Linked DNA regions of Homo sapiens: region 2 is linked to region 1. Evidence: chromatin loops called from intact Hi-C (ENCODE). Cell type or tissue: sigmoid colon. All regions are shown on one strand. Links, peaks and the distances in the headings refer to the core of each region. The heading gives the core; the rest is flanking DNA. Region 1 has its middle 58 kb from the start of WDR1. Region 2 overlaps WDR1 (WD repeat domain 1).

Evidence for each region. Peaks named below come from ENCODE experiments on the same cell type or tissue, not always from the same donor. Only the 100,000 strongest peaks of a DNase experiment are listed, where the experiment ranks them.
Region 2: a loop joins it to region 1, with 4 times the contacts of the local background. A loop is called at or near these places in 5 of 110 quality-filtered maps.

What each region holds. Positions count from the first base shown.
Region 1 is chr4:10,170,164-10,178,492 of GRCh38, forward strand. No RefSeq gene overlaps it. Among named protein-coding and RNA genes, the nearest start is that of WDR1, 58 kb to the left of the region's middle. In sigmoid colon, for the core only: a CTCF peak has its summit at 3,355; DNase peaks (open chromatin) are centred at 3,000, 3,398 and 4,508.
Region 2 is chr4:10,097,518-10,105,846 of GRCh38, forward strand. WDR1 (WD repeat domain 1) reads right to left here. Exons shown (of 15, transcript NM_017491.5): 3 at 6,379-6,469; 4 at 1,475-1,622; 5 at 194-374. Among named protein-coding and RNA genes, the nearest start is that of WDR1, 15 kb to the right of the region's middle. RefSeq lists enhancers at 4,869-5,559, 5,560-6,250. In sigmoid colon, for the core only: no CTCF peak of the experiment used is centred there; DNase peaks (open chromatin) are centred at 1,395, 3,544, 4,264, 4,554 and 1 weaker place; H3K27ac peaks cover 4,859 bases.

The DNA of each region.
Region 1 (8,329 bases), core at 70-8,069:
AGCACAGCCGTCATAGCTATTATTAGATTATTCATCATAGCTGGTCATTCCGCCACCTTCAGATTTTCTTCTCCCATCTTTGTCAACTTCTTGATGTGGCCCCAGGTGAGTGGCTGTGCCTGGTGAGTGTTGCTTGCCGGGACTGGTGTCTTCCTTACTGTCAGTCTCGACATGGCTGCAATCGGGGGTCCTCGGGTTCCTTCCCAAATCTCTTCCTCAGCATCTGGCTCATAAGGTTTCAGGTACCTTGATGGTATCCAAGTTGGCTGCTGGTTTTGGCCTGGAGAAACACAAGCATAACCTCTACCCCATGTTGTTATTTTACGTATTTCCTAACTTTGTTATCAGATCTCTCCACCAAACCAGTCGTCTTGCTTCTGTCTTTGCCACTGGTTTCTATAGATGTTGTTCAGCTGCTTGATAGCATCTGGCCTTTAGGCAGGCTCAGAAAATTTAAAGTCAATAATGCTAGATTCAATTGTATACTTGGAGTTCCATAGTCACTGTTACCCGCAACCCCACACTTTGTTTTTGTAATTGCTGTTTTAGGGAGAGATTGATTCTACAATGGCTTGTCCTTATGAATTATGGGATGCCAGTAATGTGTTTAATATTCCATATAGAGAAAAATGTAGCTAGAGCTTGGCTAGTATAGCCTGGGGCATTATCTGTTTTAACTGAAGTTGGAATGCCTATGATTGTGTGAAGCCTTGTAAAAGATGCCACTTAATACAGGCAGAAGATTCTCCTGTTTTGACAGGTAGCTTAAAGTGAGAAAATGTGTCTACATATACATGCACGTAAGCTAGTCTCCCAAAAGTTGGGAACATATATGACAGCCATTGGCCAAAGAGAATTAGGTTCCAATCCTCGAGGATTAACTCCTGTAAAAGATGAGGAATGCACCATTTGGCAAGTTGCGCATTGCTGGATGATAGCTTTAGCTTCTTTCCAGGTAATGCTGTATCTGCATTTGAGACCAGAGGCATTAAGGGTTAAATTGTGAAAGTGTATAGTATTAGATAATGCAGTAGCAACTAGGCGATAAGTCATTTGATTGCCTGTGGTCAAAGGTCCTGGAAGGGAAGTGTATGAGCTCTAATTGAGTAATGTAAAAAGGGTGCATTCTATTCCTAACTGCCGTTTGCAGTTGGGTGAATAAAGTAATCAGTTGTTCATCTGTATGAAATTGTGTAACTTAGCATTTTCAATTGGGTGGAGTGAACCACATATGAACAATTAGAAATTACATTGACAGGCATCTCAAGCACTCAGCACCTCAATTACAGCTACAAGCTCTGCTTTTTGAGCTGAAGTATAGGGTGTCTGAAAATTTTTTAATCCAGAATGAGAAGCTTTACCATTACTAGACCCATCTGTAAAAATATATTTAGCACCTTCAATTGGTTTAAATTGTTCTAGGGAGAATCCAATTTTAAAAATTGAAATAATTTTCAAAGTGATCAGGAACACCTACAAAATCAGCTAAATGGGTTTACCAAGTAAGACTATTTATAAAGGCCTGTTGTATTTGTGCCTTTGTAAGAGGGACAATTTTTCCAAGGTCATATCCATGCAATTTAACAATTCAAGTTCTCCCATTTCCTATCAGTAGCAGTTTGATCCAAATAAGGAGTTAAGGACTGCGAATTAGTATGTGGAAGAAAAAGCCATTCTAAGTCTTGGTCTTGGACAATAACACCAGTAGGTGAATGCTGAGTTGGAAAAATCTAAAGTCTTTTTTTGATCTATTCCGTTTGATCTTTATGTATTTGCTTCTCAATTAGCTGTAACTCTGTCTCAGCCTCCTGTAATTGCCAAGGGCTAGCGAGACTAGGATCCTCCTCTAACGATAGAAAACAGGCTACTCATGGCACAGGTAGGAATGCCTAGAGCAGGTCATATCCAATTAATGTCTCCTAGTAATTTTTGAAAGTCAATGTCTTCAATTCCAACGTATGGTTAGTTTCTGTGGCACTATTGTAGTGTCATTTACTAAGCCGTGCTATACGCTCTCCTGGCTCTGCTTTCCAGGGAACAGAAGTAGATACAATAACTTGAATTTCTCCATTGTAATCTGACTCCTGTTTGTACTTGTATTCCTTTTAAACTTAAACTAGACCTACCTAGAAGTAATTCTGCTGTCCCCGCAGGCAGGGGTCCGCTCCTGTTGACACCTTTTGCGGGGGTTCCCCAGGCAGAAGGCTCGCAGCTTTAGTGCAGCATAACTCTGGCGGGTACTGGCTGTGGCAGGGGACAGGCATTGTACAGGGGTGAGAGAGTGGCCTGAGCCAGGAATGACCCGGTTTGGAACGGAGCCTGGGACGGACCCTCATGGCACTTCCCGAAATTGGGTTCTCATCTTTATCAGACTTAGTGACGCTGATTAGCCCAGTGTTTTCCTTTTTTGCATTTTGGACATATTCCAGGCTCAGCAGTTGTTTGCCCCCCCAACTGGGAGCCTGACTTGCTGATTTTTTTTTTTCCCCTGCATTCTTTTTTAGTATTACCATGCTTCCCACAGTTAAAACAAGCTCCAGGAAATGAATATTTCCTTTACCCACTTTCAGTCCTGCCATTGCCTTGGGCTAGCAGGATAACTTTATGCAGATTACCTCTGATACTATCACAAGCTTTAATATACTCGACCAAATGTGCTTTTCCTTTAATAAGTGGCAGAGCAACTTGGCACTCAGGATTGGCATTGTCAAAAGCAATAACTGCAACACCATATCCTGAGCAGCAGAATCTGCAATCGCCTTTTTAAGAGACTCCTGTAACCTGGCTATAAAATCTACATATGGTTCTTTTGGTCCTTGTCTCACAGCACTAAAAGATGGGTATTCTGAAGTGATTTTCCCCAGCTCTAATACGTACTCCTAAGGTGCTCTATGGCATCATCCTGCATGACCACTTGCACATCTAAACCAGCCCAGCCGCTAATCCCCAAAAGTTGGCCTGCAGTTACATAAATTTGAGGTTGGGCCTGGGCAGTGTGAGCAGCCTGAATGGAAGCTTCCTCTGCCCACCAAGTTTTAAGCTGTAAGAATTGAACATGAGTCAGACAAGCTCGAGTAAGAGCCTCCCAGTCAGTAGGGATCACCTGACTGGAGACGAGAACATTTAACAGTCTTATTACAAAAGGAAAACCTGGTCCATACTGATTAATAGCTTGTTTAAATTCTTTAACTTAAAAGGAAGAGGCTCACATGTAACCATAATATTCCCGTTGATCAGGTGGTTGTATTGTCATGGCAACTGCCAAGCATCCATATCACCCTCTCATCTAGCTTGCTGGATTCCTGCCTGAATGTAACTGAGAGCGGTCACTTGAGGCGCTGCTCAGTCACAGGGGCAACTACTTTTCACCCAGTGTCCTCCAGAAGAGATCCGGAGGGGGTCAGGCCACTTTCTTCAAAATGGGTGGGGAGGTGTAGAGGGTTAGGGATAAACATCTCCCTCTGCCGCTTTAGCTGGCAAGCAAACTTGCTCTGTCATCTTCGGTTACTTCATTGTACTCTCCTTCCTGACTTTTTTTTCTCATCTGTGTGGAAAGGTTCCAAGGTGGAATGAACCAGAGCCCACACTGACTAGTTTACAGGAATATCCTCAGCACCATCCTTATATGCCTTTTTCAGTGCACTGCCTACCTTTTCCCAGACCTCTACATTCAGAGTTCCTTGGTCCAGAAACCAGGGGCAATATTTCTCTACCACACTAAAAAGCTGCATAAGTCATCTGGTGCTACCCTTCACTCCTCCTTTTGAGATGCCAAAGCAGACTCAAGCCTCATGTCTGCTCACCCCTTGTCCCATTGTTATCCTGATGCTTCTGAGCTCCCCTTCTTACCCACAGGGATTGCTTAAAGAGTACTCGGGTGTGCTCCAGTGTAGTTCCACGTACTCCAGCCGTTGCTCCAGTGACCTTTCGACTGGAATTCGAGCCCCCCCATTGGGCACTGCTTGCCAAGACCAGCTCGGTTGTGGAGACCCTAAACCAATGGTGCTAGAGGAATTCGACTCAGGAATTAGGGTATAAAGTGGAAATCGGGGGGCTGACAGCCTTGAGAGCTAAGAGCCATGAACAGAGACTGGCCCACACATTTGACAAAGTCAGTGATAAGCATAGTTTTTATAGATAAGCTAAAAGCATTCCTTAGGGGAAACAAAGCATTCTTAGCAAGGAGCAAAGAAACAGGTGCTGGCTTGATCATCTGCAGCAAAAGCATATTAAGGCACAGGCAGCTCCTGCTATTGTTAGTGGTTTGACCAGTTTTCCCTCTCTGGGCAGGCCAGGTTTTCCTAGCCCCCTGCTCCAGTAAACCTCTAGCAGTGTGTGTGATAGCCATCATGATCGTGTCATGTTGCTGCAGAAATCCTGTTTGTGGTGTTTCTTTAAGGCCTGTTTGACAGGGTTAGGGCTTGCTACCAGCACCAGACAGCACAGGGGCCAGTGTGAGATTAGTATGGCTGGGTGAGAAGTCCTGCCAAGGTGCTGGCAGATCTGGGCTGTTGCCAGATGGACTTGAGAGCTCTATTCTGGGAGTAGATTTTTGGCAGGCTTTTTCCAGACTCGAGAGGGCCCTCAGCTGATATATGGTCTCAGTAATGGATCAGGCTCTACCATGTACCATGAAAGTGTCTTATGACCAATTTAGATCTCAACTTCATAGAAAGCTGTCACAATGAACTGAATGTTATGCATAGTCCAGGAGAGGGATTTTTTTCTTGGTCATAAAATGGTTTGTTAGGGAATCATGACTCTTCCCTTGTTATCTAAGTCCTTCAACTTCATACCTGTTACCCGTCTTTGCCTATGACTTAAACTGAAGTGTAGTAAAGTTATGTGCTTTTTGTGGGAGAAGTCCTAGGCCTCTCGCTTAGTGGTGTCCAGGTAGCTACTTAACCCCAAAGAACAATCTATACAATAAGACCTAGACTGGAAACACAAAGTTCTCTGTGAATCTCGTCTGAGATGGGTAATGTGGTGTGAGACCTTATGGCTGACAGGTGTCATAGCCACAGCTGGTTAGTGTCAGTTACTATAGACCCAGAGGTGCGTCTGTGCTTGTGAAATACTTGGAGGGAATTAGTATGTTATTGGCTTCTTTGGTTCCCTTATGCCTTTATGTCATGTCCCTTAATGGAAGAATTTGTACAGCTTTTCCTGTATTAAAAATAAAGAACTGGTATCATAACCTCTCCACACTTAAGGCCCTTCAGGGACTAAGACTTAGGCCTGACCTCAGCTCAGTGGCTGAGCTCATGGATCCCAGCCATGTTGAGCTGCAGAGCTAATCATACAATGCTAGAAGCACACTTGAAGGTGATGCGCCATCACCAGGTGGCTGGGTCCCAAGAGTCATCTTTTGCTGAGAAGCATGTGATGGGAACCTCTGGGCTCTGGGGTGTCTTCTGGGGCAAGCAAGCATTGGGGCAGGAGGTACAATAGTGCCTGAGCTACCCTTTGTACCTTCCTCTGCTCTGAGGATCCTAGACAACTTTGATCCATGTCAATGTCTTACTCGGCTTTTCAGACAACTGTGACCTTGGATTGCCCACTTGGCTATCTGTTATAAGTAAAACTTCCAGTTTGTTCTTTCACTCAATGTTTTGAAATCATTCATAAACTTCTCGGCTGTCATAAGGCCTCAGGAATCATTGGTATGAAGAATCTGGTTAGAGGGTATCGGAAGATACAATGACATAGCCATCAGAATGGAACCTTTAAGTCTGAATTCTTGGCCCTTAGAGCTTGGGCTATAATGTAGCCAGAGATCCATCTCATCCAAAACCAGACTGAAACACACGTTTCCGTATACCACTGTGTCTGAGTGATGCACGTAGGATCGTTTTCTGCTGGGATACGCACTGAACTGACAGCCTTGGTGAACATGAGGGAGATGGATGGACCCCAGTCTCTGCACCTAGTAGACCTTTGGTAGTTTACCCTGTTTCATGAAATGTGTGGCTCAAGTCTAGTTCTTTCACTGCGCACTGACACTGCCAGAAAAGGCCTTGGAACTTTCTGCAGTGGTTGTGTTGTTCATACTGCCTTGTGTGCAGGGGAGACTTAAGATAGAGGAAGGCTGCTCCCCTGACTAAAATGAGGTGCATTCTCAGAGGGGGCACCTGAATTTCCACTGGATGTGGGAAGCATTCCTCACCCAAGTCATACTACTTTAGATCCTGGATCTGAGTCATCCAGGACCCAACACTTGAGGTCTGGCCCCAGTGGAAAGTGATGGGAAGGTTGGTCCTCCAATCACAGCTTGCAAGATGTCCCTATGTGATCACTGTACCAGTGTCCATAGTAGGAGATGTTAACACCCAAACTCATTGTTGCTTATAAAGGTCTGTATATAGACACTAAGGTAAATGCGTAGCAAAAGGGCCAGGTGTTAGGGAACAGGTAGAAGGTGGACCAGTTCTCAGCTCCAGAAAACAAGCTTCAACAGTCATAGTGAGGCATCTGCATGCTTCAACCTGAATCTGAAATACTTAACACACTACCTATGCTCCCAGAATCCTCCAAAGTCCTCAAATTACATGTATATCTGATATCCACCTATCAACTAGATCAGAAACTTTTAATTGGATGCTCCTGTGTAATTTTTCATTGGGGGCTGTCCTGTGCACTGTAGGACTTTAAGCAGCACAATTTACCTTTTCTGCTAGGTGCCCATAGCAATTCCCTTCAACCCCTGAAGGGCTGTGATCAACATCTAGACACTTCTCCCTGGAAAGCAGAATTGACCACTTGAATACCTAACTAGGTTTCAAGAAACCATCAGCTGTCTTGGGGGTAGTTCTCTCATGGCACCTTCATGTGTGGAGTACTAGATGCCTGTGTGTTTTCTCCATGATCTTTGAAAGGTTGGAGAACAGACAATCTGAAGCTGAGCAATGCCTTCACAGAGGTGAACTCTCCCAGAAAAAATCCCTTCAAGGTAGCCCCTAGGGCCTGGGATTTAATTGTTCTCCTTTCCACGTTGAAGAATCCTCTTCACCACCGAGTCTTGGGATGCAATTGGCAGGTCCATACCCTTATGTCTTCACTGTGCGTGTCTTGGCATGGGCTTCTTACTGCTCAAGAGTCTGAATTGGACCATTCCCATAGGCCCCTCCACATATGAGTGTTCCAGATCTCTTCTATGTAATCATCTTCCGGGGTCTGACCAGTCAGTCCATTTTCCAATATATGGGACCAATTATCCTCAAATCCCTTATCCCGTAAGAGATGATCAAGTTTATTGATTGAACTTCTGCCAAATGAGAGGATTTTTTCCCCAATGACGACTTAGGGTGCCCTCAGAGAAGCTTTAGTGTCACAACAGTTTATACTCGGCTATCACATATTGAGTCAATCATCCATAAACCAGAACTTTACCCTTTGCCAGTTGGTCATAGAGATCTCCCCTTGAGGCTACAGGTATGAGCTGACAGATGCAGGTACTACAGAGCTTGAGGATGATGGGAGTCTGAGCCACCTAGTTTTGTGATTTAAATGTAGTTCTATGTTTATTTCCCTCACAACCTTGTTGTGCCCATGGAGCTTCTGCCTCTATGGGTCTCACAACACCCAGATCAGGCTAGGAAGTTCTAAAAGTTACTAGCTGTCTCATGGCCAAGAGCTCAGTCTCCAAGGCTCAGTAACATGGTTGAAGCTGACCTGAAGGGTAATCAGCCTTCTACTGGCAGACTTAGGCTAGAATCTTAATGGTCTGTAGTATTTTTACTAAAGTATCCCCCAGATGCCTCCCATGACCACCTCCTACCATGGATCTAATATGAGAGGCAAGGCAACATTTTAGAAGGCCAAGATTAGCTGCAGGGCCCTCATCTGATGAGGCCTCTTCAAAACTTATACCTGTTGGAGCCCACTAAAAATGGCTTACAGTAGTTAAGTGTGATACGCTGTATCAAATTCACAAACTCCTATTTTGAAAGTACACTGTTTATGGTAGGAGATAATCCAAGGAACTGTCCTTGAATTTGAAAGTTGGAAGTGATGTCCCTGCATGCCCTAGATACTTAAGCATTGTGGATAGACCCCTGAGTCTTGGTAGGCTTTCCCCTCCCTCTGGCACTTGGGTATGCTCCAGAGCACTGGCTGCTTCCTGATGGGTCTGACTTATGCCAATAATAAAGTGGCCCAGCGAGATCTCCTGTGAGATGCCAGCAAAACCAAGACTTCAGCCTATGACATTAGGACAGACCAGTAGAGTTAATACCGCCTGAGGACAAGACAATGTGTATTCCTGGCCTTACCATGAATAAGCCAAACTGAACTTGGAACCTCAATGAGGAGGATTTGAAAGAATGGATTT
Region 2 (8,329 bases), core at 277-8,276, 72 kb before region 1:
TGAGGGCCTGGGGAGGACGAGTGCTGGGTGGGGGAGCCCTCCCTCTCTCTGCACACCCCTGGGAGCCCACTTCTGTGTATCATGGCATACGTGGCATGTGCTGTGGTCTCTGCCATCAGCATCTAAACAGGCTCAGCCTCTGCTAGCCTCATGTACAAACCACAAATTTCACCCAAAAAGTAAGTTCACTTACGCCAATTGTGAACTTGAACTTGAATGGGGGTCCCTCAAAGAATGCCGCGCAGTTATCATCGCTTCCCGTGGCCAGCCGGTATGGCCGGCTCTGCTTGATGTCCACGCTGTTGATGACTTTGTTGTGTCCTGTAATCTCGCCCACAGAAGAGCCACTATCCCAGAGGAAGACTGCTCCAAACCTTGACCCAATGACACAGGTGGAAGACAAAAAAAAAAAAAAAAAATCAATCCCAGAAGGCTGGTAAGCAATCTGATAGCTGAGCTGCCAGTGCACAGAGGATGGAGTGACTGTCAGCAGGCAGCTCAGAACGCCACAGGGACAAATGAGGGAAGCACTGGGGTTCTGGCTCCACAAGGCATTTGTCCAAAGGACCCAAGAACAAGATGGGGCAAGCCGGCGCCTTCGGGAAGGGGATGCATGTGTGTGTCTGTGGGGCCCCACGCCACAGGGCCCAGGGCTATCTTTACAGCTTCACCATTCTCCTTACAGTTCTATTGGGAGGGAACAGTTACCATCCCCTACAGGAATGAGATGCCCTGCTCTTGGCTGACATTCAACAAAAACACTGTTTTAGTTACTATTTGCTACTGAAAAAAGAAGGAATTAAGACCAACAGGAATGACTTGAGAAGCCATGGAAAAACACCTACTAGAACATGTACGAGAAAGTGCCATTCAGTGAAGAACAGACATGCCACTGTCAAGTTCAAGGGGTTATGGCCAGCCATGGTGCTGCAGGGGGGACTCTGACTCTCTTGAATTAAAAAAACCTGGGTTTCGGCACCAACCTCACCAGTCACTAGGCCCCTGAGGTCAGTAGCCACCCAGTGCCACCCAGCCAGCATCCACTGCCCCTCCCTCCTCCATCAGAGACCCTTGGGGGAGGTGCCCAGCTGGAAGAAACAGTTCAGCCTCCCTGGCAGCTTCATGGGGCAGCTGCTGTGAGGGACCCCGAATAGAAGTGCTGTTGCTCTTTCACTCTGTCCCCTTCTTGCTGCCTGCAGGTGGGCATGAGAGCTGGGGTTCTAGCAGGCAAGGCACTCAGGACGTCAGAGGAGATACATGAGTGCTGGGCCCTGGTGACAAACCCAGTGTGATGTGGAGTTCTACCTTACCTGGGGCTGCAGCCAGCCCTCACGGGGCCCGGCACCTACTGGGAGCTCAACCCTCACGAGTGCAAGTTAGTACAGACATCAGCGCATCCCCCTCCCAGGGTCATAGCACATGGACGCATGAGCCACAGCAACAGGGCAGGGAGGGGCTGAGAGGAGTGACTCACTTCTCCCTTCCTTCCCCGACCACGGCGATCCTCTTACTGTCTTCAGTCCAAGCAATGTCTTTGATCTTCCCAGCGAAAGGCTGGTACTCATACTTCAACAGGTGCTCCTTCTGCGTGGTATCCCAGATCCTCAGCTTCCCAGACACATCTGTGGGGCACAGCGGGCGGGGGAGGGGGGGAGGCGGTGGTGGGGTAAAGGGCAGGGGGAGAGCCACAGGTCACTGCCGGGCCAGGGCCACGTGGCCATAGGCCCACTCAGAACCATGTCTGGTTGCTTAGGCTTTCTAGAGGAAAAGGCCTAGTGAAGAGAACGTGTCTTAGGGCAACAATATTCAGCCACCCTTAAGTCAGAGCCCGTGGCATCCAGAGGCCTGCCATTTGGGCCTCTGCATTTTGCCAGAAATCTTGCCAGAAATCATCTGGATAACAAACCCTGCTTAGGCATCAGAAAAAGCCCAGGGACACATCATGGTAAACTCCAATATGCCAGGAAGTGGTTTAGTTTTCTCACTGTGTTTCTTTTCTTGTAGGGGCATCAGAATGACGTGTGGGCCTCAGGCCACCTTTGTGGAATGGGACGGCACTGGCTACACCTGCCTCTCCTTTGCAGTTGCTGCAGTGACTTCTGGAAACGAGGTGCACAGCTGTGAGGGTGCAGCGTGCTGCCCACTGCGATGCCTCAGCGTGGCCTGGCGGCCTCCACCTGGGCCTGCAGACCGGGCTTCCTGTGCAGCTTCCCAACAGCGTGCTGCTGCCTGGCAAATCAGCAGCCTCACTCACACACCGAGCAGTTCCACGACGCACAGGAATCCAAGCGTAAGATTCTTCTGTGAGAGTAGCAGGTGGGTGTTGCGGGGGAAGGAGAATTACACACAGAACTCGATGCTGATTCTCTTCTCACCGGAGCGTGGGCAGCCAATTGTAACAGAAGCAACACCGGGGGCCACGTACCCCCAATCCCCCACCACGATCCTGTCACCAAGTACCAAGTCCCAATCCCGACACACCCTCTCCAAATGAGCACTGTGTTGGCGTGAAGAAATGGGAGCATTCTAGACTAACTCTCAAGGCTTCACGCTTTAAAACCTCAGCCCCATCTGCTAAGCAGGTAAAGGCGCCTTTTTAAGAGGATTGTCAGGACACGTTAACAACCACCACAGCTCTACAGCTGCTTCCAGTGAAAAGAGCTTTTGTTTTCTTGCTGCAACTGAGCAGCTCAAAGGAGGGCAGCAGCTAAGAGCCAGGCCTTGGGAGCAGGGGCCCTGGGTTCAAATCCAGCCTCTGCCACACACAGGCTTTGTGGGGCTCAGCAAGCAACATGGCTTGTGTCCTTATCCAGAAGAGTGGAAATAACAGAGCCACTCACAGGGCTGCTGTAGGTTCCACGAGTTAACACGTGCGAAGTCTCCAACTAGTCTTCAGTGCACAGCAAGAGCTCGTTACGAGTCAGGTGGAACGAGTCCACGAATTAACGGAGGCTCTACACAGGCCACGAAGATGCCTTGCTTGTGGGCAGACACAGCCCGAGCCTAGACTGAGCCATCCTCTGAGATGAGGGAGATGCACGTAAGGACTGTCCTGCTCTCAGTCCAGCTGCGGGGACAGGCAAGAGGTGATGCCAAATCCAGTGAACAGCACTAACTAAGGGGAGTCCCAGAAGGGCCCAGTTCTCTGCACAAGGTCCAGGAAGACCACCTGCTGTGCTACCTGAGCTGAGTTCCAAAGGTGACCTGGAGATCTGCTTAGTTAAGTCCTTTCACTGATAAAACAGGCCGGGGGGGAAGAAGGGGTCAGAAGAGGAAGTCACCACAGGCTGGCAGCATCGGAGGGGAGCACTGTGTGTGCAGGAAGGACATGCAGATACACTCAGGAGCATACATATCCACACATGCACACATGTCCACACATGCACATGTGACCACGTGGTCTGCTATGCTCAGGCCCATCCAGGGCCCATGCTGCCCCATGGAGAAGACATTGCTCTCAGGACAAGGCAGAGGGCGTCCCACCCTGAAAGAGGCGCCTTCCTCCAGGAAGCCTGCCCTGGGCCTACGTAAGGCCAAACCACACGCCTGTCACATGGCCCTCGCCAACTCCCAAGGGCAGCCTGGAACCACGGCCCCAGCGCCAAGGCAGACAGAACAGTATCATGAAAATAACCTCAGGAAAAGGAGGCCTGGGCCTGCCCCCGAAATGACCTGTGCACTGAGGACTGCCCCGTGGGAATGTGGGCTCCCAGAGTGCCGGAGGCTCCCAGGTGCGCAGCCCTTCCCAAGGTTCAACACTTCAGCAGTCATGAACCAGTCAGACTGACAGGGTCTAAAGATCCTGCAGAGGGCTGGGGCCAGCTGCCAGGCAACCCACTTAGTGGGCCAGCACGGCTCTTTCTCAGCCCCCTTCTCCAAACCACCCCCCTACCACACTATTTTTAGCCCCACTTCATCTCTGCAGCAAACGTTCCAATGTAAGCCTTAACAATTGCTTCGCTCTATTCAAAGAAATGTATTAGAAACATAAAATATGATCTCGCCCAAGAACACTTGGACCTGAGGATGGCCCCAAACTCCCTTGGCTCCTCTACAAAATCAGGGCACTTTTCAGGGAGGACAGCGTCCCACGATGGCCACTTATTTATGTGGTCTGTCCTTTGCAACAGTCTCCGCAACAGCCTTCCATTGAATTCTGTCTCATTGGACACCTTTCTGGGGACTGGGGACAGGGCAGGCCTGGGCCCGCAGGTTCTCAGCTTGCAGCTGACAGGGCACGGACAATGTGCCAGGCAGGAGCGGAGGCCCTTGCCAACTGCATTCCTCTCCTGAGAAGACACTTCTAAGAGCATTCGGCTCCATGTTAAACATGTAAAAGACATTCGGGCCAAATCTTGGGGCTTTAAATGAAGAGACTTTTGCTGGCAAGCAGGGCTTGGGGAAAAAATAAATCACAGAGCTAAATAAATCATGGGATGTAAATGAGAGCATGTTTTACAGATGGAGCTGGAGAAGATCTAAACACAAAAACCATTAAATGCCTACTATGAGCCAGACTCCGGGCCCAACCCTTCACCGTGACCTCAGCTGACCGCCAACAGCAGTCAGCCAGCTCACCCAGCCGCCTGGCTCGATCAGAACAGAGCCCCAGTTTTGTGACAGGTAACGGGTCACCCAGGGGTAAGTACCCATTAGTGCAACAGCCATGCTGGGCATATCCATGCCTTACTGGCTCCTTCACACCCTAAGAGGCAGGCACTAGCAGCCCCAGTTTGGAAGAGAAAATTTGGGCCCAGGAAGGTGAGTTACTCAACTAAGGCTACGCCACCAGTAAGAGGCTGCCATGGTCTGAGTGTGACCTCGAAAACCATGTGCTGGAAACTTAATCCCCAATGCATCAGAGGCGGCCTATGGAGAGGTGATTAGGCCAGGAGGGCTCTGCCCTCAGGAATGGGTATTATGACATGAGCAGCTTCCCAATAAAAGGACAAGCCCAGCCCCTCTTCTTCTCTCACCTTCTCTTTGTTCTTCTGCCATGGACTGACACAGCAAAAGGCCCTTGACAGATACCGGCCCCTGCTGTGCAACGGCCCCTGCTGTCCAACTGCCCAGCCCCAAGAACTATGAGCCAATACATTTGTGTTAGTCGTAAATTACCCAGCCTGTGAGCACAAAGCAGAGTAAGACAGAGCCGAACCCAGGTCTTCCCCAACCCCAAGGCCTACCATCTCCCATACACCCTTCAGGACAGGCTGCTGTGCACACGCAGGATGGTACAAGCATAGGGCCACGGCGTGCATGAGTCCCGCCCTCCCCTACTGGTGCTTAGCTCTCTCAGCAATTTGGTCATAGCTGTCACTCTCCAGAGAGGCTGATGAGGCCCACATCAGCTTACTCACTTGGCCTCCCTGGGCTGCAGATGGCTAGGCAAGGCAGGCAGTAAGTATCTGTTGAGCTTATGAATGAATGAGTGAGTGAATGAATGAGTGGGCCACCATTCTAGAAGGGGTACCACTCTCACTCCTGTACCTCTTGTTCCCATCTGTGTACAGGAAAAGCTCTGCGTCAAAGAACTAAGTAAATAAAAAAACATCCTTCAAGAGGAAAGATCTCTCCACCCCTGCCTCTGCCTAGCCTCCCACTGAGCCACACAAAAGCCCAGGCTGCAGAGAGCAAAGGCCCAGTGTACAAATAAAACGTGAGCGCTGGCCTGGAGGCCAGCATTGTGGTAGCACTGGGAAAGGAGCAGCGGGTAAAGATGACACAAAACAAAACATCCATTCACACATACACACACACACACACACACAGACACACACACACACACACACACACACACACACACGGCCCACAAGGGCTCCAACATACCATGCCATGGCTTCCCGCAAAAGGTCCCTGGCCAACCTCATGGTGGCATTTCTGCTGACCTCCAAGCTGGAACTAACTGCAACACTACAAACTAGAAAGTGTCCTTTCTGTTCTAGAACTAAGGCCAGTTTTGAAAAGGGGCATTTTGGTAGCTTACACCAGGGGTGTTCAATCTTTTGGCTTCCCTGGGCCACAGATAAAATACACTAATACTATCGATAGCTGATGAGCTTGAAAAGAAAAAAGAAAAGAAAAAAAACCTCACGTTTTAAAAAGTGTACCAATTTGTGTTGGGCTGCATTCGAAGCCATCCGGGGCCACATGCAGCCCATGGGCCACCGGTTGGACAAGGCTGGCTTACACATTCCTTGTCAGCCTCAGCTGAAACTAATTATACTGGCTCCCCTCAACTCACCACCCCCAGCCTGCTCCCCCACCCCCCACCTCCCTCCTCCCACTCTCCCAAGGCCAGAAGCCCAGCTTCGCCCTGGGCCCTGAGCGCCACCCAGGCCCCCACAGGTGTCCACGAGCCTTGCCCCCATACAGTACCTCCGGAGGCAATGTAGAATCCGCTGGGCGCATACTTGGCCACCACCACCTGATGGGCGTGCTCTGTGTAGATGTCAGCAAGGGCTGGGTTCTGCAGGAGGAGACCCCGGAATGAACAGAAGGAATGGAGAAGCAGTCAAGCTTCCAGCTCTCCACATCAACAGATATGGGGTGAAAGGGGTGTACAAAGAAACACTGAAGCTAAAACCGTGAAGAAAACCGCAGAAGCATACCACTTGCCTACGTATCTACTGCCTGCCTACCTATCTCTGGGTGATAGAATTTCATGTTACTTTAATTCGTTCTCCTTAGTCTATGACTGTACAACAAGGTGATTTTTTTCCTTTTCTGCTTTTCTGTACTTTCCATAATACAGAACAAATATATCAGTGAAACAGATACACAAAAGGTGGATTAGAGCAAGAAGCCCTGGTTCTAATCCCTCCCATTTGTGGGAAGCTGCATTCATTCCAGCGCTCTGTTCTCTTCCGTGTTTAGGACCAGCTCTCCTGGCTGCCAATCAATGTTGGACCCCAAACTCAGCGCCTGGCTGTGCTGTGCAGGAGCAGAGCAGGACACGCTGTGGGAGCCCTCTCTATCAAAAACTTGGGTTTGGAAAGGAAAGTCGATTCCCCACTCCCTTGCATAGCACAGATCAAAGGCTGGGTGGACTTTGTGGCAAAAATGGGGCCAACATTTGAGACTAGAAGCATCTTCAGCAATGAGGTTTCAACATGTAATGTGCTAAAAGTAGATCCCTGCGCCTCCCTCCCGGCATACACACACACGCAGGGCCTCAGTGAAACAGAAACACACACACACACTGGGCTGCTCTCAATCTGTCTCCACAGTGAAGCTTTCTTTCAGGAGGGAATAAAGACATGGCCATCTAATCTCTGCTACCTACTGTCAGCTTTTTACAAACCAAGTGCTCTTTGAAAGAGGCAGCTTCCCGCCAGCTTGAGGCTTAGGACACACCAGACTCCTGTGAGGGTGCCCGGGCACCCCTAGCATGACCCCACCTGCTGCCACCCCACCCCTCATCTCCCTTAGACCCCTCCTCAAGACCTGAGGGGCCCCCATCTCACGAGACTGAGACCACAGAAGTACAGACCCTGATTCCTGCCCACCTTCTGCCATCCTGTTTAAGCTCCACGTCTGTGTGTAGTCTGTGCCCTTGGCCAGCACCTCTCCCTGCCTACGGACACCCACTCACCCATCAGGCCTAACGGAAGCGTTCCCTCCTCCATGAAGCCTCCAAGTATGGCCCAAGCTATCCGTATCAACTCTTCTGTGCTTCCAGATCATTTAACATGTCCACCGGGATGGCACAACACACATCATAGTCCCTAGCATTCCTGTCCATCTCCTCCAACTCTGCTGTGCCCTGCTTAACATGACCTTTATCTCACTAGCCATCTCAATAAGTGGTTTGGGGGAGAAAAAAAGAAGTACACACAGACCTTCTCTTTCATCCCTAAGACTTAACACAGCATTATGTGATATAATAGACACCAGTCATAAATTAATCCATTTTGGGATAATCGTTCGCCAGTGAAATTAGAATGTATCAAGGTGTCTATCCAAAGAAGATACTACGAATGACAAGTAAGCACATGAAAAAGCGCTCAGTGTCATTAGTCTTGGGAAATGCAAGTCAAAACTACAACAGAATACCACTCCATACTCACTAGAATCAATAAAAAGAAAAGACTGACATCACCAAGTGCTGGCAAGGGTAGAGGGGTGGGGACACTGGAATGTTCACACTGCTGGTGGAAATGCAAAATGGTACAGTTGGAAAAGAGTTGGGCAGGTTATTTATAAACCTAAACAGACACTACTCACACCAAACACCAGCAACCCCACTCCTAGGTATCTGCCCTGGAGAAATGGAAGCATGTGTCCACCAAAAGACACAGGAGCAATGTTCACAGAAGCTTTCTTTGCA